Regions from separate parts of the Homo sapiens genome. Here region 2 is linked to region 1. The links are chromatin loops, found by intact Hi-C in ENCODE. Cell type or tissue: endothelial cell of umbilical vein. All regions are shown on one strand. Links, peaks and the distances in the headings refer to the core of each region. The heading gives the core; the rest is flanking DNA.

Region 1 (12,698 bases), core at 2,244-10,243:
GTGATTCTCCTGCCTCAGCCTCCCAAGTAGCTGAGATTACAGGCACCTGCCACCACAGCTGGCTAATTTTTGTATTTTTAGTAGAGATGGGGTTTCGCCATGTTGGCCAGGCTGGTCTCAATCTCCTGACCTCAGGTGATCTGCCCACCTTGGCCTCCCAAAGTGCTGGGATTACAGGCGTGAGCCACAGCACCCAGCCTGTACTTTTACAACTGTGTTCTATCGTCCTTCTAAGAGGCTCTTCATTTTTACTTCTATCCACCAAGATGTGATTTGGCCTTCAAGGTCTAGCTCAAATATCCTTCATGAAGTCCTCCTTCTCTTAAAGTTTCAGATGAACCCCGCACATAGTAACCACTCTTATTCTTGACTTACATGGCACTTTATTTCTGGAACACTTCGAGTATGTGCCACACATTCTGCCTTACATTATAAGCATTGCGTTTATTTTCCTACTAGATTGCAAGCTCCTTGGAGGATAGACTGATACCTTGATTTTTGTCCTTTCCTCTCGACATACTAGCACAGTGTAATGCACACAGAAGGTGTTTAGTCATTGCTCATTGGATGAGAACTTTCTCTCCTATAGGAAATAAGACATAAAAAGCCTGCTAGACCACAGGGCCTCTTAGGCCAATGGACAATTTAATTCTTATCCATCTTTGTGTCCTCAATACTTAGCAGGTGCTTAATAAATACAGTTGATCCCTGAACAATGTAGGGTTTAAAAGTGCTGACCCCCTTGTAGTAAAAAATCTGCATATAACTTTTGAATCCCCCATAACTTAACTACTAATAGCCTACTGTTGACTAGAAGCCTTGCCAATAAAATAGGCAATCAATTAACATATATTTTGTATGTTATATGTATTATATATTGTATTCTTACAATAAAGTAACGTAGAAAAAATAAAATGTTATGAAGAAAATCATAAGGAAGAGAAATTATGCTTACTATTCATTAAGTGGAAGTGGATTGTCATAAAGGTCTTCATCCTTATTGTCTTCACAGTGAGTAGGCTGAGGAGGAAAAAAGGGTTAGTCTTACTGTCTCAGGGGTGGCAGAAGCGGAAGAAAATTCTCACATAAGTGAACCTACACATGTCAAATCTGTGTTGTTCAAGGGTCAACTATACTTGTTTTATATACATGACACACACACACGAGTTTCAAAATTGTAGAACGCTCAGCAAAAGTGCATGCGGAGAAACATTTCAACAAATTTTGATTAAGGGTTAACATTTTATGTCAGGCACAGGTGCTGTGTGTGTAACAATGTAAGGGCTGATGGGGTGGTGATGGCAGTTCCACTTGTAAGCTCTACTGAGAGATATCACTTTTTCCTTTCTGTATACTGTTTAATCCTCCTAGTGGCCCTACAAGGCTCTACTCTCCTTATTTGACGTATGGTGAAACAAAGGTTTGCTCAAGCTCATACAGCTAGTGAGTGGGATGTAGGTTGGTTTTGAGCCCAACTTCATCTAATGCCAAAGCCCATTCCACCATACCATGGAGTTCAAGCAAACAAAGAAGGCTTCTTGGAGAAGTAAGCAGATACGGCACAGCATAGAGAAAGGGAAGAAAGTGTTCCCGAAAAGTGGATGGGGAATGATTCTGAAAGCAGTCACAGGATGTTCGAGTGGTAGGGGCCCGTTGCAGTCAGTTCCTACTCCATCAGGCTACAGTTGAGGGGCCTGGTGTCCTGAAAGGTAAAATGGCTTGCCCGATGTGATGTAGAAAGCTAATGACAAGTGTGAAACTATCCTGGACCCAGGATTCCAGATTCTGAGTTCACTTGTATTTCTTGTGTTTGCTTACATATATATATATATATGTATATATATGTATGTATATATATATATATATATATGTGTATATATATATATATATGTGTATATATATATATATATATATATGTTGTGTGTGTGTGTGTGTGTGTGTGTGTGTGTGTGTGTATCTCCTGTACCACTGCCAGGTATAGGAATGGGGTGAGGACACAGCATGGGGACATAAAGGAATGGAGGTCCCTCTTGGCCTTGGTTTGCATTTCTCCCCTTCCTGCCTTGACTGGTGTGTGTGTAGTGAGGCACCTGCCACCCACCTATTCTGTGGAGGTTGCTCAGCTCTGTATGCCTGTGAACTTTACCCTTTTCCTTATTGTGGTGATTACAAAACATAAGCCAGTCCTCTGAATTTCCTAATAGGTGTATGAAATATATGGTTCCAGAAATCCCAGAAGCCCTGCACCATTGTCTCCATTTAGTCAAATCTTTCACCTCCAACATCCCATTACACTAATAGCCACACTAATGATTTGCAGTCATCTATCAACTGTTAGTGAGTGGCACAGTGCTGCGCAAACATCTTTTCAATGGGCAACCAGACATGTTACACCTTTAGGAATGTTTGGACCGACTCACGGAACTCTACAGTTTTCAGAGCACAGGTCAGCTGATTTGTGACCTTCTCAAAATCAGGGCTACTGTCTTATTCTTGTTTGATTATCCATCACAGTGTCAGCATAATACCTACTCAGTAAGTGTGGCTGATTATGAGAAATATGTGTATGTGTGTGTGGGTGGGTGTGAGTGTGTAAAAGTGTAGGTGTCTCTTGCCACCCAAATGTAGTCTATTTCACGATATTTCATGAACTATGCATATGTATACATACATGCATATTTCAATCTACATCTATATTCATTTTAAAATCATGAATAAGGCAGATAAACCACATTAATCCACTTGTCCCGTCCCCCTTTATACTCATAAACAGCAGAGTTCCTTGTCTTACTGTTGGCTTCTGGGTCTCACCAGTGTTACTCCATTTGTAAGTGTTCCTTTATGAGAAACTGGCTCCTTCTGGACTCATATTTAAGCAAGGCTGTGATCTCTTCTAGGTTAGTTTGTGATGTGTCCATAGCTTCCCAAGTATCCTTGCTTTAGAACTCTCTGGGTCTGACCCTATTGTGTTTATAGGAAACTTGGTCCCCTGGCTCTATGTCAACCAGAATGGCTCAACTCCTAAAGGTCACAGTGCAGTGGTGGCTAAGGATTCCATTGAATCAAGCTGCCTAGGACCACATTAACCTTTCACTGATCCCTTTCTTGTTCAGCTATAACAAAATTAATTGAATTAGCAAGCAGACGCACACTGGAGAGAGAGACGCAGGGCCTGGGTGAGACAAAACCAAAATGCTGTGCCTCACATGCATCAGCAAACTTTGAAATCACCTTTGTCCTAGGAGCCACTTGCAGATTCGGGATAAGTTTGCCAGTCCACTGGTTTGTCATTCTCCCCAATAGCATTATATCTGTGATTTGGGGTGGCAAATTATGAGATCAGAACTTGTGTGGTGAAAAACAAAATATACGCTCATAAAGTCAAGTATCATTTATTTAAACTGTAACATAGGAAGACTGGCACCAATTTACTAGTGATACTACCGTCTAGACTCCTGCAAAAATGCACCCATCTTTTCCCCTAGGTGTTTTTGGGAACAACTTGGCATTAGAAGTGTCTCTCTACTTTCTTACTGTGTGGCAGACTCAGTGTGGAACCCAGCACACAGGAACACCACGTGGGGCTGTGACCATCCTGGGAGACTCTGAGATGAGTTACATGTGTTTATAAGTATGTTGTGTGCCTTCTTTTTCTGAGATTAGTCAACAGAAACCTTTGAGCTGCAAATTAATATATAACAAACTCCCATTCCTGGTAAAGAAGTCCCATTCTGTTTAATTATCTTCATGTAAGCAATATTACTTTACTTTTTTTTTTTTTTCAGAACACTTGGTAAAAAGAAAAAGAAAGAATATGTTCCTTAGCACTGTGTTCTCCCTCAGTCGGTACTCATAAGCATTTATTTAATAAAATCCAAACGATTATTCCTACATATTTATTGCATTTTAATATTTTATTGTATTTCTACTTGATTGTATTTTTTTTTTTCCTTGAGACAGATTATTGCTCTGTCGCCCAGGCTGGAGTGCAGTGGTGTGATCTCAGCTCACTGCAACCTCAACTTCCTGGGTTCAAGTAATTCTTATGCCTCAGCCTCGCGAGTAGTAGCTGGGATTACAGGCAAGCACCACCACGCCTGGCTAATTTTTGTATTTTTGTAGAGATGGGGTTTCACCATGTTGCCCAGGTTGGTCTTGAACTCCTGACCTCAAGTGATCCACCCGCCTTGACCTCTCAAAGTGCTGGGATTACAGGCATGAGCCACCATGCCCGGCTTTTACATGATTGTATTTTAATATACAGTGGGTAAAAGTTTGTGCTAAAATGTATCATTTATGGCTCCAATTTGGTATTATTGAAGGGAGATGTCCCTTCAATATGGGAGATGTTCCCTTTTACTCCTGACTGATTTGTTTGGTTGGGGCCTTATAATGTCATAGAAAATGTGCATTTTGAGTGGTTAAAAAAAAAAAACAGCCTATAGTTTTTACTCTCAAAGAGCTTTGTGTTAATATAAAGAACAGTAATATAACCTGGGTTAAAAGCTGAAGACATTTAATAGAGGCATGTATTACAAATAGCATCTAGCTACATTGGAAGGTTAGGACTTCATATCTGAAATTCTGTTGCTCATTAGTTGTAGGAAGTGAATGAAGTACATCTCCAAAGGGCAAGGTCAGTATTACATTATTCTGGAAATGTCTTTGTTGAATAAATGTGTAAATATTTCAGATAAGTACTTGAGATTATATTTCTATTGGGGACATATCTATAGAATGAATGATTCTACTTATAACTGCAGGAGCAGATGTCATGTTACATGTTGTTCCCAATGACTGATTTCATTTGAAATGATCTGGAAATAAATACTGATTACTAGTGATGTCAGATTATTCACCTTGGAGTCAGATGTCTCACAAGGCACGCTAGAGCTAATAGATTTGGTTCTTTTGAAAACATTGTTTTCTAAAGCAGGATACTGTTTTAAAGTAGCATTGTGAATCATCCGAGTTGTATATCTGGGTTCACTTGCATTGAGTAGGGAAGAACATACTTCCGAGGATGCAGTCTCCGATGGTTTTCCATCCTTTAACGATACAAAAGAAAGAAAATTGTACCTGGGACCTGCTTATAGGATAGCTTGGCATTAGTCGTTAGCACAAGGGAAATCAATAACCAAATGTGAATGATGGTGTCAGTGTAACTGAGGGGCGTTGCCTCATTGGGAGATATAGTTGCATCATAGGAACGTGGTGTGATTTAATTTCATAATTGTAAACATTACAGTGGGTATGGCTGATTCATTTGAAACTCTTGTCCACTTTGCTATGGCTGGACAGCTGAGTTAACATGGGTAGGTCTTGGGTTCACATTTTTATAATTTCTTTTCTTTGTAGTTTTTTTTGGGGGAAAAATCTTTAAGAAAAAAAGCTGTATTAGAATGAATTTATCTGAAATCAAACTTTTATAAAGCCATGGCTTGACTGAAGGACAACGAACTTTATTGACCTTCTAAATCAGAGCGCTGTATAAATGTTTGGAAGACTCAATTTTGCCTTGAAAGGGGGCTGGGGAGGGAGTGTATGAATCCTTGTTTTCTACGGTGCTGATTATTTGCTTGTGTTTTAAATTGTGGCCCAACTCAGGGGCAAGAGCAACTCACTTACATGGAGAAAAAAATATGCTAGAATTATCCTTGCTTAATCATCATGAATGCAACAGCTAATAGCCATCTGATATTTTAAGTTGTGCGTGGCAACAGACCAACAGAAAAGCAAGCAGAATGAAATTTCGTGAAGGAACCGCAATAGGTACGCAAACTTGGCTTTTCAGAATTTTTTTCTGTTATGCTCGGTACTATAGACACCCTGACCAAAGTTTTAAACAATGCAGACTCTGGGTATGTAGCATCTGAAATTCATTGTAAAGAGATTGACCTGTAAAATAATAACGTCATGATTTACAGTTCCGTAAGGACAGTAAGAAGAATTAAGCTTCAAAGTTTAGAGGGAATTAAGTCTTAGTCGCATGTTAAAATGTACAAAGTTCACCTTCAGAGGTCTTTATTTTCTGTCAGAATTACCACAGTGTTTCATTTTTAGGGTATGAAAACGATAGCTTTTCCTACTTGTAGATGGGTTCTCTGGAGAGATATGGAAGAGCCTGGGAATTTAGCGGCTCAAATCAGCTGGCAACTGGAGTTCATTTAGGTGATTCACATACAATTTCCGGCTTTCCTTGCAGGTATCAGTGGTCTTGGACGCGGGGAAGGGGGTTGGGGGGGACAGGTGTAGACCAGGACCTTGGTTATTGGTATAACTGCCAATATCCAAGGGTTGCCAAGGGTTGGGTGGGCGGAGTTCCCCCGCCCAGGCCGAGTCTCTCCAGAAAGACTTCGGAGGAGCTTACTCCACTCCCCGGACGGTCCCAGTGGCTTCGTTCTCCACGGCCCAGAAGTGGGCCGTACCTTCCGATTAGAGCTGGGGCACTCTAGGAAATGCGGGTGACCGTAGCTCCCCAGACCAAACCTGTCTTTTCCACCAACGAGCTGGCGCATTTATCGCCCCCGAGTGCTCCGGCAAGCCAGCGGGAGAGTGGCGTCGGGTTGCGAGCCTCTTGCCCCACCGAGTGGGGGCAGAAAGTGGTCAGAGGCGCGTTCCGCGGGGCGCTGCGTGCAGAAAAGCGACCGGCGGCCACAGGTGATCCCGAAGGCGAGGGGAAGGCGGGCGCCCGGGCGAGGGCCCGGGGCGCGGGAGGGCAGGCCCGGCCGGGGTGGGCCAGCAGAGCCGCCGCTGCTACTCACCTGCCCGCGGGGGCGGGGCGGGGCGCGGCGCTGGGGCGCGCCTGCCTCCCGCCTCCCGCCTCCCGCCTCCCGCCCCGGGAGGAAGCGGAGGGGCGCGGTGTAAACAGAGCGGCGGCCGTGATGTCAGCCGGTCACATGGAGCCTCTTATGGCTCGGGATGGCTCTCGGCGGGCGGGCAGCTGCGGCAGCTGCTGCTGTGGCTCGGGCGGCGGCGGCGCGGCGGCGGCAGAGGGGGCTCCGGGGTCGGACCATCCGCTCTCCCTGCGCTCTCCGCACCGCGGCTTAAATGATGTATTTTGTGATCGCAGCGATGAAAGGTGAGCCCGGGCGCCCCGCCGGGGCCGGGTGGGCTGGCGGCTCCGGGGGGCGGGGAGGAGGGCGCGCAGGGGGAGGGGTGGGCGCGCCTGCCCGAACGCACGTACTGCCCGGGGCTCGGCGCGGGGGCCCTGCCAGGGCCTTCTGGGCCACCGCCGCGGCGCCACCTGAGCCCGGCCACGGGATCGGCCTGCCTCCGATTGGGGGGCAAAGGCGCACGGGGTGGATCCCCCTCTGCTGCCCCCTCCGGCTCCTGTCAGTCTCTTGGGTCCGCTTGGCACCGGGCGGGTCTCCCAAAAGAAAGTTTGCCGGGAGTCGCCGCGCTTCGGAAAGGAAGGGGAGGGTCTGCGGAGTTCAGAGGAAGCCGGGGACGCCCGCGGCCGGTCCCCAGGGCCCGCACCCGGGACAGCTCCGGCCTAGGTCGGGGAGGCGCCGCGGCCGGGCAGGGCCGTGCGTGCGCGTTGTCGCGATGTCATCCCCGGGGACTGGTCAGCGCCCCAGGCCTTGCGCCCTGCCCCTGCGTCCCCGAGCGCCTCAGCGGCCGCCGGCCGGGCAAGTGCCGCAGGTCCGCGCTGTGTCCCGCGCTGTGTCCCGCCGCGGCCACTTCCGAAAGCGCGCGGGCCGGAGCGAGACGGGCGCCTCGAGCGTGCCAAGACGCTCTGGGCGGCCCAGGGAGCCGCGGCGCACCCCGCTTGACACTTTGGCTGGTGGATGGAGGTGGGGAGGAACTCGGCAGCCCACGGGATCCGCGGGCAGGGGCGGAGGTTAGACCGTGGTGAGGGCCGACGGGCGCGGGTTAGTCGCGGCCAATCCTGCCGGGCGGCCCGGCCTTCCGCCCTCATCAGGACTCCGTAGCCGGGCCGGGGGCGGGAGGGGAGGGGGATTTGGTTGGAGGGAGGACTGGCTCTAGGTCCTCTCAGGTGAGAAGGAGAGAAACCGTGGCAAGTCAGGGAACTTTCTGATGGGAAAGCTAAAGTTTGGAGGTGTTCAGGAAGTCGCCCGTGCTGCCGGAGAAACCGAGACTCGCTCTTGGGACGGTTGCAAACAGCTCCGGAGAAACTCAGCCCGCAGCACGCCGCCCGCCGCCCGCCGCCCGCTTGTGCGCCCGCAGGTTCCTCGCCGTGGATAATCTGCCCGAGCTGCTTCGCAGGCCCGGCCGCCAGGCTTGGGGATTTAGAGCCCCATCTGTTTGCGGCGGACGCGGCTTCCCTAATGCGCAGCAATTGTGCAGACCCAGACTGTCCTGCGGGTCCTAGCCACCGGTGCGGGTGCCAAGCGCCTGTTAAACGTTTGCTAGTTTGGGGTTGTGTTGCAATCTGGAATGAAGGACACCAGTTCGGTATCTGCGCTGGGTTTACTTTCGGATCACCGAGCTTTGCCTTTCTTCACTAGAGATTGGGTGGCATCTCTTTTATTAATTATTAACAGGCCGAAACGTACTGGACGTTAAGATGAGCTGCTTGAGATGAAATCTTTCTATATAATGTGCCCACAGCAAATTTTCTCTTTTCCCCTGTGGCTTGAGGGGAATGGGATTTAATCATTTTTAGAATATGTAATTCATATAAGTAAAAGAGAGGAAACCTCCCGTGATCCGCGCTCTTAAGCACTTAAAATTATTTGGGAGGAAAAATTATTAAGATTTCTTATCGACTTCTTATGTTAAAAAATCTATTCTCCCCCACCCCCCCAAAAAACTTTTATGCTAGTCCTGCATTTCATTAGCCCTGTAAGTGTGAAACGTCTTAAATGCCCTCTGCAGTTAAAGCATTTTTTGTCTTTAAATTATAAAATTGATTTTGCTATTTGGAAGATGTCAATGCCAGTCTTTATCCACTTTGTCTAATATACTTTGTGTTGATTGGAGGAAAGGCGAGAGGCTGAGACATTTTAAACTGCTTTCTCCCCTAATGAACAGTAACGACCCACCAAAAAAAAGGAAAGTACGTTTTAATATTTTGATTTAAAGTTGATGTTTCCTAGTACATAGGCTTTTGCTTTTGTAATTCTACAAAGTGAAGTTCCATACTGTCCCTTGCTAATAGAATAATAAGAATCACACACGCTACCCCCACACTTGGAGTGACCTCTGTCTGCCATAAAATAATAGTTTCATAGTATTGTGCTTTGAAAAAAGTGCCTCAGAAGTACTGGCAATGCAATTTTTCTATAAACTCAGCTGCCTGAAAGAGAGAGAGAGAGAGAGAGAGAGATAGAGGAAGAGGGAGAGAGAATGCATCTGAACAATTAGAATATTTCACTCCCAATATCATAATATCCTGAATTTTAATGGGATTATCTTGCTTTGGTGCAAACTTAAGCTGAAAGAGAAAATAGTTTGTGGGGAAGTGAGGAATGCTGTAAATGTTTCCATATCAGATTTAGAGGAAAAAACTGGCTTAGAATCTTATTAAATACTTCCCTATTGCTTCTCAGTTTTAATAGTTAAATTGGTTCCATGTGTAAGACAGTTTGTATAACTAGATTTTTCGTGCAAAACAGAAATACTGTTTACAATATAGCTTTTTGGTATGTGGATGCATGTGGACAAGGGAGGAGAGAACAAGCCACCATAAAAGAAAGATTCTCTTTGTTGGCTGATTTACTGATGTTTTTTAAACATCAGTAAATCAGGCCCTTTGAACTCACCAAAGAAGAAAATCCTTCCTCTGCATTAGTTGTCAAATAAGTTTAGGCTTAGTTTCATGCTCAAATGTAATAAATCTTCATTTGAGTAACTCTAGTCTCATCCTTCAATTTTGCTTTTGTTTAATTAACAACAAAATTCCAATACCATTTGGATTGCTTCTTGGGCAAAGGGAGAGAGCCAGCTATAACATTTATAATCGGGGGAGCACTTGTTCTGCTCATCATAAAAGTGCATTGGCCAGATGTCACGCGGCAGCGGAGTACTGAAAGGAAATGTAAGACGTTCATCAGTTTCAGTAGATGATATACCCCTTTGCTTCATATGAGTGCTCAGCCTGTGTTTGTGCAAATGGAGTTATAAGAGCACAGGGAGGCTTAAAGGGAATTTCTGGCCCGTAGATTCTTCGTCCGGCCTGATTCATGTGCAAATGCAAGACTCCTCACCACTTTGAAAATACTGTATGTGTTGGTAGTATGTCCAACTGTAATAAATACGATTCTGTAGTTTTGAAGAACTTGGCCTTTCTTTCTACGAAATGAAATTAGAATTCGATCTCTGATCTCACTGTAAGGACCCATTGCCTGGTATCCCTTCACTGGGATTTTTGTACCATTTTTGTTACTTGTGATGGGAAGGATTGGGAGAAGGTGATGGCTGGATCTTGAAAAGAGAAAACCCAAATGGTTGCCACTACTGAGCAGAATGCTTATCTGGCAAGAAGGGATCAGTTCTTTTAAAGACAAAGAGGATTTCTGAATCCATTTGTCCATGGGAGGAGGGAGAAGCCTGGACCCTCCATGAAGTAGAGAGTATTTTAAAAGCACCATTTTCATGGGCAGCCTCTTGATTTTATATATTTCAATCACGTTACTTGAGATACAAAGCAGCAGCATGCACAAGTAAACCCTTTTGCCCACGATTTGAATTGAGAACCATATAATTTATTTAATGCTGCCCAGTCATGAAATAATGTAATTTCTAAACAGAAATAGTCATTTAGAAATATACAGTATGTCATCTAAACCTTAGCTCTTTAATATGTAGTAGATACACTTGTAAATATATTAATAATTCTCATTAGTCTCCTTTTTCTCCTATCTTTCCCTCCCACTCAAGTGAGACACAATAAAAGTGGATGAGATCAGCAAGGTGATAATTGCAAAGCACCTACAATAGCACCCAACCACTTTCTTATTTGCTCTGGGGTATCTAGGAAAATAATATTTATAAATGGCCACTTACTGGAGAAAAGTTACTGGATGGATGGATGGATGGATGGATGGATGGATGAATAGATTTGCAGAGGTAGATGTAGGGTTCAGTTTTCTTAAAAATCTCTTAAATTATTATAGGGATCAACAAAACCCCTTATGTGGAACAAATTTCCTAAGAATACTCTGTCATGGAAATGTTTTCTGCATTCATTTTTACTATTTACAGCACTTATTAGTAAGAAATCAAGGCTGCCTTTATGTATTTCATATTTAATAATTTTAAAGCCATAATTAGACACTCAGAGTCAGCAGCTACACCACTTTTATGTTTCTCTACTTAAAAAACAGTTTTTTTGGAGCCATCCACCAGTGACAAGTCAGGTGTGAATTGACATTTGATAGTATCTCAAAGACCACATACAGACCCTCTGAGGAATGATTTACAAGTTCTGTCTCCCCCATCTAGCTATTCTACTGAAGATAACTCCCTTCCATCCCAACCTTTTGATTCATGAACTGAGAGAGTCGTAGTCAGAGCTTTTTCTATCCGTCAGTATTTTGTGTGACATGATAGAACATGATTTTTCTGTTAATTGTCAAGAGATAGGAGGTCTAAATAGATGGATAATAGCATATACTATCCAATGGGCAAAATGCAAGGAAGCAGCTGAAATCTTTTGTTTCTGGATTTTCTTTTTGGAATGAAATTTGTTAGCCCTCATCATATTTTCAGGAGATAATACGATAACTTTAAAAATCTTTGCTCCTGTGGGTATAAAAAATAATGTCAAGATTATTCCCTAGGTTTTCCAGTTATTTCATTTTTTAAAATGTTACTGCTTCTGAAGTTTACTAGGCATTTCATAAACAAATAGGGAGATGATGCTAATCTATATTTATTTTGTGCTTTATGGTTTACAAACACTCTTACATCATTTAATCCTCCATAGAGAGTCACTGATAGTCCCATCAGTGACTGATGAAGAAACTGAGGCTCACAGAGGTTGCGTTATAGCCTAGCTTTTCCATCTGATAACGTGAAACAAGAACTACAACCCTAATTTCTATCTTCATGCCTCCCCTGGAGGAAGCTGTGAAAAACGTCCTGGATATAACTTTGTCTCTAGTTAGTGGAAATTATAACTCTGGCATTTATATGGGAAAAAAATAGATCCAATTATGTAATGCTTTGCTGAGCCTAATATCTTTAAATTACTATTTAATAAAATCAGTTTGGTACAAATGGGGTTATTCTTATTTGCTTATCATTAGCTCTCTTCAACCATGATTTTCATTAAGTCTGCTTGTTTTAAGAGGATATGAGTGAAATATAAGCATTATTTTCCCCAAGAATACAGAATACCATGAAGTACAGCTAACCTGTGTAACCAATCGCCATTATGATAGAATTGAGAGATATATCTATATGTTCCACTTATCCTTAGGCAAAGGGAACATTCACAAATGCATCTTCTAATTTTAATATGACTTTGTGTAGTATAAAGCTTACGAATTCTCGTGCTTGTGAGTGCTGTCGTGTTTGTTTTCATGACAGCTTAGGGGCATGATTGTAGATCTATTCTTGAGAAATCGTTTGTCTTTTAGAAAATCACGTGAAGTCTAAAAGTTTTCAAGTAGATCTGAAAAATCTCATTTCTCACTTAGTGGGGAATGGCCTTAATGACTGCTGGATTAAGGTGTGTTTGTCTGAAAGCAAATAAGGATTATTTCAGTCTCAGACGAAACCTTTAAAGT
Region 2 (12,698 bases), core at 2,248-10,247, 81 kb before region 1:
TAACTTCACTTTGTGAAGCCAACTCAAACATGATTTAAAACAAACAAACAAACAAACAAACAAACAAAACAATAGTTTTCCTCAATAAAAGTTGCGGGGTCGGGGAGAAGAATTTGAGTTGGGCTATGTAATTTCAACTTCCCTAAATAAGTCCTTTGGAAAGTGTTGGGGGGAGCAAGTGTGTGATTTTGGTCTTGGCTCACAACTTCGGAACCAACTTTTTAAAAAATGTCTGCCGTGGATTTTCACAACAGATTTCTTCCCCGTACGACATGTTCCCTAGCTAAGTAATAGGTCTGATGTGGCTGCCAAATTTTTCAACAACTTTTACTTTCCAAAGGAGGGTTAAATAGTTCCCTTAATAACTTGAAAGAAAAAAAAATTTCAAGGTTTACCACAGTTCTTAGTCACAGGCTAAATGTTTTCAACAGTTTTATGACTTTGAGCCTACTTAGTCTCAAGAACGTCTCCCAAGAAGAATGCAGCATAAAGGATTCAAAATGTAGTAATTCTGAAATGGAGATAGTGTTGTTTGCATCAAAGCATACATTTATGCTATCTTTATCAGGACTTCTGTGCCAAATGTTGCTTAGTTCTATTTGTCACCTGCTACCTATAAATCATCCTGAAATATCAAGGGTGCTGACTCATGAATCGCTCGTGTTTTCGTAGTTTGTGTTCATACATTTCATTCAGTTGTGTTTCAACTGTATGAAACATTTGGGGGCCATTTTTAGAGAAGTAGCAGTGATTCCCTTTCTGACCTTAATGAGTACAGACACATAGGTACATTTGGTGGATGTATTTCCCCCTCACCATTAAAAGTTGTGCTTCATGGGAGGAGGAAGGGTCGTTTTCATTAAAGAGTAAACACAGAACCAATGGCCATAGCAAATTAATTGCCGTGTTGCTCATCTTACCCTGGTCTGAGTAGGCTGGCATTGCTCTCTTGTGCCTTACATCTTTCCCACTCTGCCTATAAACATGATTGTCTCCCCTACTTAAAATAAAAAATAAGAGTCTCCTCGCGTCCTGTTTAACCCTGTTTAGTTATTGTCCATGCTCCCCACTTTTACCACAGAACCTCTTAAACCAGGAGGTGATGGTCGCTGCCTCATCAGTCACGGTTGCATGCCTTTGGGGTAGGTCTAGTGACACTCCTGTGCAATGTTAAAACTGGTCTTGCTTCCACTTCCCCATCTGAACTAAACGCCTTCCTGAGCACACTGGGAATGACGGACATTCAAAGCAGCACACACAGGGCACTTTCTAACCTATGTTATTGTTTCTTCTCTTCCAGGTATCTCAGTAACGAAGAAGACACATACATGTAAGTAATGCATTTTTTTTCTGTCCAAAGTTTTCTGAAGAGTTGGAATTCGCATATGTCTGGCTGCTGTGACCCTTCAAGTATATACTAATGTTTCAGCTGTGATCCATGGTCAACAGAGGTCATTTTTTTTCAATCTGTAGTGGTCGGAAGTGGCACATCTCCACCTGTTTGTACTGAGTGTGTGTTGAAGAGAGAGGCTAGAGACATATTCTGATGAATTCCAGTGTTTCCAGCCATGAAGCTTTAGAAAAATCATGAAATCTAGCCAGGAGGATCAATTACTTACTGATCACCCTTATCCTAGATCCTTCTTAGAAGAGCTGGTATGTTTCTAGGAAACATCACCTTGATTTCTTTTAAGCTTTGGTCTCCTTTTCCTCACCACTAGTTCACAAATTAGGCCGTTTCGTACTCATGTCTGTGGAGCAGAGATGCTGACTGGGAATAGAGGCGCTGTCGCTCGACCACGGGCATGGCCTGCGAGGGCCCTGATAAATGGCATCGGTAGTTTGATGTGGAAACGTGTGCTGGATTTATGCTCTGTATTCATCCCACTTCTCAGGTTCAACTGCTTTCATCAATTGCCTTCATTTGAACTACACCATAAGTTACAAACTCACGTCAATGTAAGGTGTTGTGATTTGCAATCTGAGCAATGATGTTTGACTGTGCCTTGAACCTCAGGATGAAACAAGACATCATTGATGCAGGCAGTCAACTTTCACTGTAATTGACCAGCATATTATTTAGGCTTTGAATTAATGGTGTCATTAGAATTTGATGACTATTTTAGACCACGGATACGTGCTACCTATGAGATATGTTTGGGCATTCTTCTAAGGCAAGCAGTGGAGATATTTATGGCACAATACAGGGACAACAAGGATGTATCCCCCAATTTTTCCTAATTACACTTTAAATTTTTTTATTTCATGTGAAACGTTTGGGGGAAAACATCTGTATTACATCAAAGTAGTTTATCTTGTGCCTCAGTTGATTCTTGAAATCTGCTCTTGGGTTTGTCTGTCTGTCTATCTGTATTTGTAGAAAACAAAAATGAAAAAAAAAAAAAAGAAAAAACCAAAAAACGTCAAATTGGATGAGAAGTTGCCTGACTCTGAGGGCCCTGTCCTGCAGTCTCTCCACGTGGCTCTCTCATGGCCTTCAATGGAATGTTTGCTTGAGGAACAATGAAAAGGTCAGGCCCGTACTAGACACATGATCCGGATGGCACCTCCATCTCTCAATGCACAGTTCCAGTTGGCTGTCCCTCCATCAGGGTAGTCTGTGACCCTTAGCTTTTTGGGGGTTGTTTTGTCGTTGTTGTTGTTCTTGTTCTTGCTGTTGTCGGTGCATAATTGAGCTCATGATGACTGAGAGATTGACAGTGCAGGAGACTGAAGTCCTCTGTATATCCGCAGGGCAGGCATGGTACAGAGCGCTTCCTTGCACAGCCTTGCCCATGAGCTCGTCCCTGGCCCGGAGGGACCCACTCTAGAGGTGGTAAGTAATTCAGTCTTTCTGCTAGCTCAGTCCTGGGCCTCTCCCCAACAGGGGCTGATGATTGTGCCTACTGTTTATGGTGGTTTGGGGTATGGACTCCTGGCCACCTGGCAATGTACAGAAAGCTACTGACTGTTTGCATTATGACTTGGCTCTTAGATAAGTGAACAAAACCACTACTTCAGCTCCACTGGACATGAAGAGTACATCCCAACTAATAAGATAACATAGACAGAAATCTAGATGTTACCTAGTATACAGACAGTCCATATAAAGAGAGACATTCGAGGAACTGTCATCCCTGAGAATAATTTTCTTGGGCTATTGCAGAAACAATAACCTGTGGTTGAGTTTAAATTCATGGAGGGACTTAGATGACAGCATGAGAGTGGTGGCTAGAGAGGAAAAATTGGTGTTCTAAAAACAGACACTTGAACCAGGTGGGTCTTTCCACAAAGGCTTAAAGAATTTCATCAGCTATACTGGCTTTAATGCAAAATCAAGATATAGCCACACAGGGTGGACTTTGAGTGCCTTTCTAACTGTGAAAATCAGCAAGAAAATTCTTAGGCATTAAGCTTGAAGTCAATGTAGAAAGACTTAAAGCTCCTTTTATATAATGGACAGAAAGATTTGGATCAGAAATGATATTGTTTTGGTTGATGTTTACTTTCATGATTGGGGGAGAGGGCCCAGAATAAAAAATGGCCGAATGACAAAATTGGAAAGAATAGCACCTGAAAACACAGTTGACACAAAACTTTACATATGCCAAGGAGAAATTGAATTGTCCAAGTTACATGTTAGTGGAAGTCCTCCATGCCACTTGAACATGGAGATTGTTTTTGTCACCCAGCTCAGCAGACAGCCCATCGTATTTCTGATCTTAGCATCTCCACAGGGCCCACAGCTTGTGAGGAGAAAGACAATCAGTCAGTTTTTTCTCTAATAACAGTCACCCAAATTACTTCTTCTTTAGCATTTGTTGGATTTTTCTTGAAAACTGAACTGTCCTAACTTGCCTATACGTTTTTTTTTAAGATGTTAAATTCCAGCTCCTCTTAAATCATCTTGACATCTGTTCTTCAAAAAGTTTCACTATCAGTGAAGTGTATGAATTCATTTTTGTACCGTCTCAAAACTTCCATTTTTAGCCAGGGTTCTGGAAACCTTAGTCAAGACTTGACTACATAATCATCGACAGCTGAAGTCACCCGACATTAGCAATTTCAATCTTGGTTTCCTAACTGCCCTCACGGAGAGATTGTTCAACTTACAAATTAATATGTACAGCTGCAGAATATATTATCAGACCAGAGTGTCAGCTCACAGGTACACAAGACAGAGGTGCACATACTGCAAAATGAGCCTGAATAGTTGTGACACCAGATAGTATTTTAGTCCACCTTGTTATCTGGAAAGCACAGGTATTGTTTCTTTTAAAAAAAATAAATGTTTTGGGTGACTTGAGGCAGAAATTCCCATGAAGGGAAATTTGACTGTTAAGCTTCAGAGGAGCCCATGGACATAGTCTTTGGAGAACTCAGTTTCTCCTAAGCTTCTGAGAAGGGTACCTTAAGTGTTTGTTTTCTGTTTAGTTGGCCAGTGGGAGAAGACAAGCTTTGGAATTTCTAGTGTTTCTCGTGCCCAAATTGTTCAAGGAATTCTTATATTTGTGATGTTCTTCAATTGTTGATAGGAAATGTTGCTGTTGGTTTTTGGTGTGCAAACATAAAAGAGAGTTTTTAATATTAGATCAATTTTACACTGTGGTGTGGAATTGCAATTTAATTTTCCTGGGGATTATATAGCACATGTATTTGGTTGGACCCCTTCAAGATTGCTTTGCTTTGGTGTTTCACAAGTTTGTTCTGGTCTCTTTCCTGCTGAAATAGCCACCATGCAGATAAGTATCATTTTCGGAATCAGCTGCTGTGTTGGTTTTTATTATTTGCCAAGGACAACGAGTCATTCACTCCTGAATTCTTAGTCTAATTCTTCTTGGATAGTTCTGCATTTGCTACAACGTTACAAGAGGATAAATATGGAGGTGAAAAGATGCAACAAATCATCCTAGCTCTTTCCAGCTACTGGAAAGTTTAGCATCATGGAGTCCTAACCTCAGAGGACATATATCAGACAGCCACCACAACACAGACCCAAAAGATATCTGGTAGGCCCCTGAACCGTTTCCAGAGGCATCAGACCATTGCTGCTTCCTTCTGTTCTCATCCTTGTTTACAGTCCTTGTACCTCTTGTCCTAGCCTGCCCTGCCTGCTTTCTCCCACACTGAGGGACAGATACAGGCTTCTGAAAGGTGCAGGTTACTCAGTGGAAGCAGTCAGGAAAATGTGTCAGTTTACTCCCAACTTGAGTTGTTAATTTTCCCCAATAAAAACCCAAACAAGATACGCCTCTGAATCTTCGGAAATATTTTCAGTTAACGTGAATAGCCATTAAAAGGTAATCTAGTACATTTTCAAATGTTTGATTGTAGCAGGCTAATACCTACAATATAAAATTAAAGCACTGTGTTATTTATAAAAAGATTTAGTTCTCAATAGTAAAATATTTTAGCACAAATCAAAATATTTCTTTGAGAACTAATCTTTTGCATCCATTTTAAAAAGTGTTTATTGCAATCATTTAAAATGGAATAGGTTAATGTATTCACTTTTCACCCCAGAGACTTGGCTTTGAATTTGACTTAGAGAAAATTAGTTTTGAGGCCTCAACCTCCTCTCCATAGGCATTCATTGATATCACAAAATGAACCCAACAAGTTGTCACAATTGTTGCCATTTACTCAGGAGATCCAAAAACTAGAATAACCTTATTTTCTCATTTTTTTTCCTATCCTTGAGGCCATACTTTTTTATTGTAGACTCTTAGCAACCCCAAACTTGGGGCTCACCCACATTGTTTTCACAGTCCAGGAAAACTCAGGAACCATTCTTGGCAAAGCTAATGGAAGGTGCTTTGGTGATATAGTTAGTAGGTTTCCGTGGCAACCCATGTGACTCACAGTGACTCACGGCAGTTATAATTTCTGTTGCTGGCAGGGTGTTCCATTAGGACAGATGTGAGAAGAAGCCACGCTGAAGTTCTTTTAGTAGGCCTTCATCCAGATCCTGTCTGCCCATTGACAAATAGTCAGGAAAAGGGATAACCTAGTACTCACAAAGTAACTGGAAGATTCATTGCTTAGCTTACCAAGGCTACCAGCTATCTCAGACAGCAAGCTTGTTGGCAGTGGGTCATGACTAAAATACAGGTGCTGGCCTCTTAAGGGCTAATTAAGGGACAACTATTCATTGAGGACCTACTCTGCGCTGATAGGCTTTTTACCTTCCAGGCGTTTACAGACTAGTTGTAAGTAAAGACTAGAGGGAGACAAGATAGGGGATAGGGTGGGATAGAAGTGCATAATCACATAAAACAATCTGAAAACACAAATGCCAGGTGTACCAGTTCCATAAGTCGCTCATAACTGGAAAACAAACTAAGCTGGAAGTATGGGAGAGGAAAAGAAAACTAGAGAAAACATCGAGGATTCTCATATTGTGATCCAAGCATAAAATAGCAATAAAGCAAAAGGCAAAAATTTAACCCTGGGTGCTAAAACCTATCCCCGCTGCTCATCTCCACCCATTCTTACAGAGTAACATCTATTTAGTTTCTTCAAATCAGCCAGTCTGAGAAAGTAAAAATCCCTCTGTACTGTCTGGAAGCGTTTGCCTTGTTTAGAGTCAGCCTGCTCAGCTACAGCCAAGCCCTCCTAAGCTTAACAGGATTTCTCTGTCTCATCATATTAAAAATAAATGGATTGCACTTGGCCCTGCCAGTCAGTTCTTCCAAAGTAGAAGATTTGCATAGTCTTAAAGCCCACAGTTCATGGCGAGGACCTGTGAACTCCATAGAAAAACTGAATAGTTACCTGAGCATTTCCATCCCAACATCCAGTTGATTCAAGTTTGCCCAGTTAGTAGACTTGAGGTTCATGAATTGCATTTGGACAAAAAGTATTTGTATTCCCACTTCATAACATACGTTCCAAAGGGTGTGTTGAGATGGTGATTGGCTCTTTAAAATCCATAATCACTACCAGGGAGAAAACAAACATGCCTAGCCTACGAGGGATTGGTGTGGACTTGATAGACTTATTACATACTTGATAAATGCTTAGTTAGACATGATTAGATTGATTTTTTAAAAAGCGCTAGATGTCTATGACATAAGTTTGCAATATGCTTAGTTTCATATTGACAGTAATAATGGCAGAAGTAATAGCAGTAGTACCATTACTTGTAGTAGCAGCAGCAGCAATAGCAGGAACACCACCTACCAAGCAATCTGAATATTCGAAGCATTGTGTTTAATGCTTTACGTGCATTATTTCATTTAATCTGCTCATCAGCTTTAGGAGCTTTGTACTGCTTGCACCCGCATTTTAAATAAGAAAATGTACATGAGAGACAAGTAGCTTAGAGAAGTGAAAAACCTCGTTAGCTCACCCAGCTGGGCAAAGCCTGGAGTCAAAACAGAGTAGATTGCCCCCTTGTGCACACATAAGAGCCACACCGTTATCTCCAGTATCAACATTAACTAATACTTGTGGGGCACTGAGTGCTAGGCACTTCTCTAAGCACTTTCTAAGTGTTCATTTATTTATCTTTACTGCAACTTTGTGAGGTAGGTGTTGCTACTATCCCCACTTTACAGATGAAAACCGAGGTCCAGGGTCCTACAACTAGCTAGTATGTGGTGGAGCCAGGATGTAAAGGCAATCCCCAGTTTAAATGCTTTTAAAATGAAGAGCTTCATTTTTCAGAGTGGTTCTTCCACTCTAAAGTATAGGAAGAAAGCCAAGTGCAACATAGTCATTCTTACAATTGACCAAGGTTTCCTTTTACCTTACAACTATGCTACCTCCATAGGCTTCTAAGCTTGAAGAACAAACTGATTGTAAGAAAGGGGAATGTTATTCCCACTATGTGAAAAAAAGTATTTAAACAAAGTAGTCTACTGGAAACTGTACAGCGTTCTTACTTTATTATTTTTTTTAGAAGGGGACTCGCTCTGTTGGCCAAGCGGGAGTGTAGTGGCATGCGCGTGGCTCACTGCAGCCTCAACCTCTTGGTCTCAGGAGATCCTCCTGCCTCAGCTTCCCAAGTAGCTGGGACTTGCTCAGCTAATTTGTTTTTTATTTTTAGTTTTTTGTAGAGACAGGGTCTTGCTGGCTGGGCTTGGTGGCTCACCCCTGTAATCCCAGCACTTTGGGAGGCCGAGGCAGGCAGATCACCTGAGGTCAGGAGTTTGAGACCAGCCTGGCCAACATGGTGAAACTCCATCGCTACTAAAAATACAAAAATTAGTCAGGAGTGGTGGCACACGCCTGTAATCTCAGCTACTTGGGAGGCTGAGGCATGAGAATCACTTGAACCCGGGAGGCAGAGGTTGCAGTGAGCCGAGATCACGCCACTGCACTCCAGCCTGGGTGATGGAGTGAGAGTCTGTCTCAAAAAGAAAAAAAAGAGAGAGACAGAGTCTTGCTATGTTGCCCAGGCTGGTCTCTGAACTCTTTAGCTCAAGAGATCCTCCTGCCTCAGCCTCCCAAAGTGCTGGGATTACAGGCGTGAGCCACTGCGCCTAGCCAACCTTCTTACTTTAAATGACCATTACTTATCTTTTTAACAATTTAACTTAGTTCATCAAAGAACTGATGTCTACTTAATGTCATACAACACAACTGATTCCATAATAAAACAATTGTTCAAAGTGGTTACTTCTGCTTCTAGGACAGCTATGTACCCCACACCAGTAATGACATATATTTCGTACAGCACAAACCCATCTTCCTCTGAAACAAAGCCTTTAACGGACATTAATGACATTTATAATAAATTTATACTTTTTTGTTAGACCAACTTAGTAATTCATTTATAACTTTCATTGCCACAAAGCAGTACTATGATTCCGGACACAGTGGTTTCTTTGAAACCTATCCAAACCCAAAAAAACCCTGGAAGCTAACAGAACGCTCAGGAAACAGATATATATATATATATATATATATATATATCAATGGGATATATAGGAGATATAAGAAAATTAACATCTAGATTTTGAGGATGTTTAAGCATATCTGAACTTAGGACTGGATTTACACTTATATCAGCTTCTCTTTTTATTGCAATCTGTACGCAGAGGAATAAAAACGTAGAAGAAACAGAGATGCCAATGTGTTTAAAACAAGAAGAGAGTGATCACTCTACATTCACTTTCAGTGATGACACTAAATTTTTTACACTGATTTCTTTATCAATTCTGTGGCCAGGAAGTTAGTGCATTTGTAGTCACATGGCCCTTTGGATTATAATTGACATCCACATCTATACATTATAAGGATGAAGATTTTTAAGCTATTCAATTAAATATTTTCCTTTGACTGCCAAAATCCCTTGCAATGGAATGTTCTCCACCCAATCCACTTCCACTTCTGGGAAAACATGTTTTTCTATGTAGGAGTGATAGCTCTTTCCCTTCTTGATTTTGTATGTCTCCTAGGCATCAACTCCAGCTCCTACTGTCTTAAATAGTTAATAGCCAAGGATACTGATTAGAAGGCATATTGAGGAGTGGCCGGGCATGGTGGCTCACGCTTGTAATCCCAGCACTTTGGGAGGCCGAGACGGGCGGATCACTGAAGGTCAAGAGTTTGAGACTAGCCTGGCCAACATGGTGAAACCCCATCTTAACTAAAAATACAAAAAGTAGCTGAGTGTGGTACTGTGCACCTGTAATCCCAGCTACTAGGGAGGCTGAGGCAGGATAATCGCTTGAACCTGGGATGCCGAAGCGGCAGTAAGCTGAGATCACAGCACTGCACCCCAACCTGGGCAATGTAGTGGGACTCCATCTCAAAAAAAAAAAAAGAAAAAAAAAAAAGAGGTAGGATATACTAGATTAAGGTTTGGATTCAGTGGAAAGGCCTTAATCTATAAATCTTTTATTTTACATTTTCTTCTTAGAGGAAAGGGGAAGGAAATTATATGCTAGGCAATCCAGACACCTGTAATATCGGGGTCTGAGGAACAGAGGCTGGAAAGTAGACTGCAGTTCATACCTATGGAAAGATAGGGCAGGGAGCCAGGCAGATTTTCTTAGCTTGATATTTTTTAACCCCTGCTCTGTGCCTAACATTGTGTAAGGCACATTGCAGTATAGGTAATCTAACTTATATTCCTCCCTGTCTAATAGTTTAGTCTGTATCTAGGAGAAAGGACACACACATTTGAGGAACTTTCAGTAATGAAAGAATTGCAGGAAAATGCAGGGCTATGAAATTTTGCCATTTCAATGGCAAAAACCACAATTACTTTTGCACCAACCTAATAGAATATGTGTTTAAATGCTGTATGAGTTGGGAACATGTGTGGTGAGCTGAGCTTGCTCTGGAAGGGTAGCAAGAATTAGGTGTGATCAGGGATGATTGTGTAGATCGGTCTGACTGGAGTAGAGTATTAACAAGGAAAAGGGAGACCAGTAAGAACAGAGAGCAGGTTTTGGCTTTCTCTCATAACCAATGTGGAGCCACAGAATGTGTGTGAAAAAAAGCAGTGACCTATAAACAATGTTTTTCTGCCACAGTCATTTAGTTAGGGTTATGTGAATCAGATGTTCCCTGCTCCAGTCCCTTCTCTGAACCCAGGTGACATTTTTATCCTTAGTTAGAACTACTTCTGTGTGTGCTCCTGTGACCAACTACGTTAAAAAAACAAACAAACAAACAAACAAACAAACAAACAAAAAAACGCTTATTGGGAAGGAGAGATCTGGTCCGAAAAGAGAAGGCTCTTCTGATTATTAAAGAAAAAGGATGTTCACTTTTTCTCTAACTCCACGGTGTTAAGGTCTAATTGTAAGACCCGTTCTTGCCATTTCATTAAAATCAGAGGCATGGAATGTGCAGTGAAACTTGAAAAATACATAAGCACTTTGAATTTTGCGGCTAATGGTTCTCCTTGCTTTCTTTCATTCGAGCTGCTAATTGGCTGCAGGCTACTCTGCTACCCTGGGAGCCTCTGTCTTTCCAACCCTTTTAAACTCAGCTACAAATAGCTTTATAAAAATTTAAACCCCAAATTCCAAACCTTGCTCACTCCTTAGGTAGGCAAAGTCAACTGCAGTGACTATTACTTTTTCATCAGCACAAAGAATTATTTCCCTCATGTAGCTGGACAATTATGGTAAGAGGACAACTAAGCATCCTTTTCTCATTATGGATATTTCTTAATTTCCTTAGAATATGTTTCTGTCGTTTTACTTAAAGAATACCAAGGTCCTGATGAGGCATTTTCATTGGCTGCGTGTTCTTAGTCTCCAGTATAATGAATCATATTGAGTTAATTTATCTCTCTTTCTCTTACACCATGTCTTTTTGTGTCGACAAAACTGAAAATTCACTTTCCCTCACCAGGTTGGGGCGTCGGGATAATTGATTGTTACCAGTCTCTGCTGTTAGTAGACAGGATAACACCAGTGCCTCTAGAGAACAGGTGAAAACTAAACTCTGTCCCCCGAGGCCAATGAAATAGCTGTTTGGTCCCTTGTGTGAAACTTCCTAATAACTTAACTGGGCAGCCTCTGGGTCCCTGGAGGGTTTCTCCACAAGAGTATTCCCTCTCTTTGTTAAGATTGCTTATTAAAAATGATTTTATAATGAAGTTGCCTCAAATAGCAGCTCTTTTCCTGGTTGTCCTTGAAGCTGTGGTGAAGAACCTTAGAGACAACTGTCTAGGGTTTTCCTCCTTGTTAAAAAACTTCTCTCTTACCACTCTTGCTCTTGATTTTTAAGGAGACAAAATCTAACTGACACAAGTCCCTCTCCGGCTGATTATGTCGCTTCAAACATTGTGCAAGGCATTATTGGTAGTTCAACTTGTCATTCGGGCTCAGGAATCGAACTGATCTACGTGGAGTGAGGACAGTTAAGTCTGCAGTGGAAACAAGGCTGTAGGGCTTCCCCCTGAGAGCAGCAGCCAAGGAATGCTGCTGTCATGCTGTCACAAACTCTGCCCCTGACTCTATCAAAACAATGATTTCCAATTATTTCATCTCTTTGGTCCTAGATTTCTTCTATCTATAAACTAACCACTTTCCTGCCACAAGAGACTGTCATGAAGAGGAATTAAATTTAAAAAAAAAAAATAGAATCATACTCTTTGGGCTGGGTGCAGTGGCTCATGCCTGTAAACCCAGCACTTTGGGAGGCTGAGGCAGGTAGAGCACTTGAGCCACAGAGTTCAAAACCAGCCTGGGCACGTGGCAAAACCCCATCTCCACCAAAAAATAAAAAGAAAATTAGCTGGGTATGGGGGTGCATGCCTATAGTCCCAGCTACTCAGGATGCTGAGGTGGAAAGATTGCTTGAGCCCAGGAGTTTAAAGCTGCCGCAAGCTATGATCACACCACTGCACTCCAGCCTGGGTGACAGAGTGAGACCCTGTCTCAAAAACAAAAACAAAAAGAAACAAAAAACGAACTATACTCTCTGCTACCAATGGCCTGTATAAATTCAAAAACTTCTAATACATGTAGGCAATTAGGAGAAAAATCGGTTTTTTATTGTCCACACCATAACCTTAACTTCTCGGCTTGCAAGGGCTTAGATGTGGTGATGTATTTAACATAAAGAATGATAAAGCACCCGGCAGGGAGGCTCGCTGTCAGAAATATCTGCCTCCGATTTCGTTTCTCAGTGGCCAGGCATTCTCAACAAGCAACACAGGAAACAACAAACCATATAAAGTTGTTAGTGACAGATTCAGCTTGAAATATTTTTCTAACTTTAAGGCTTGT

The links. Peaks named below come from ENCODE experiments on the same cell type or tissue, not always from the same donor. Only the 100,000 strongest peaks of a DNase experiment are listed, where the experiment ranks them.
Region 2: it touches region 1 in a loop (8-fold over the local background); 8 of 110 quality-filtered maps call a loop at or near these places.

Annotation. Positions count from the first base shown.
Region 1 is chr15:60,586,770-60,599,467 of GRCh38, reverse strand. The region is part of intron 2 of RORA (RAR related orphan receptor A); the gene reads left to right. RORA-AS1 (RORA antisense RNA 1) reads right to left here. Exons shown (of 6, transcript NR_120342.1): 4 at 956-1,020. Among named protein-coding and RNA genes, the nearest start is that of RORA-AS2, 88 kb to the left of the region's middle. RefSeq lists silencers at 6,595-7,644, 7,675-7,794. In endothelial cell of umbilical vein, for the core only: a CTCF peak has its summit at 6,588; DNase peaks (open chromatin) are centred at 6,597, 6,907, 7,387, 8,067 and 1 weaker place; H3K4me3 peaks cover 2,689 bases; H3K27ac peaks cover 1,574 bases.
Region 2 is chr15:60,667,289-60,679,986 of GRCh38, reverse strand. It overlaps RORA (RAR related orphan receptor A), which reads left to right. Exons shown (of 11, transcript NM_134261.3): 2 at 1,301-1,330. Among named protein-coding and RNA genes, the nearest start is that of RORA-AS2, 7.9 kb to the left of the region's middle. In endothelial cell of umbilical vein, for the core only: no CTCF peak of the experiment used is centred there; a DNase peak (open chromatin) is centred at 5,856; H3K27ac peaks cover 907 bases.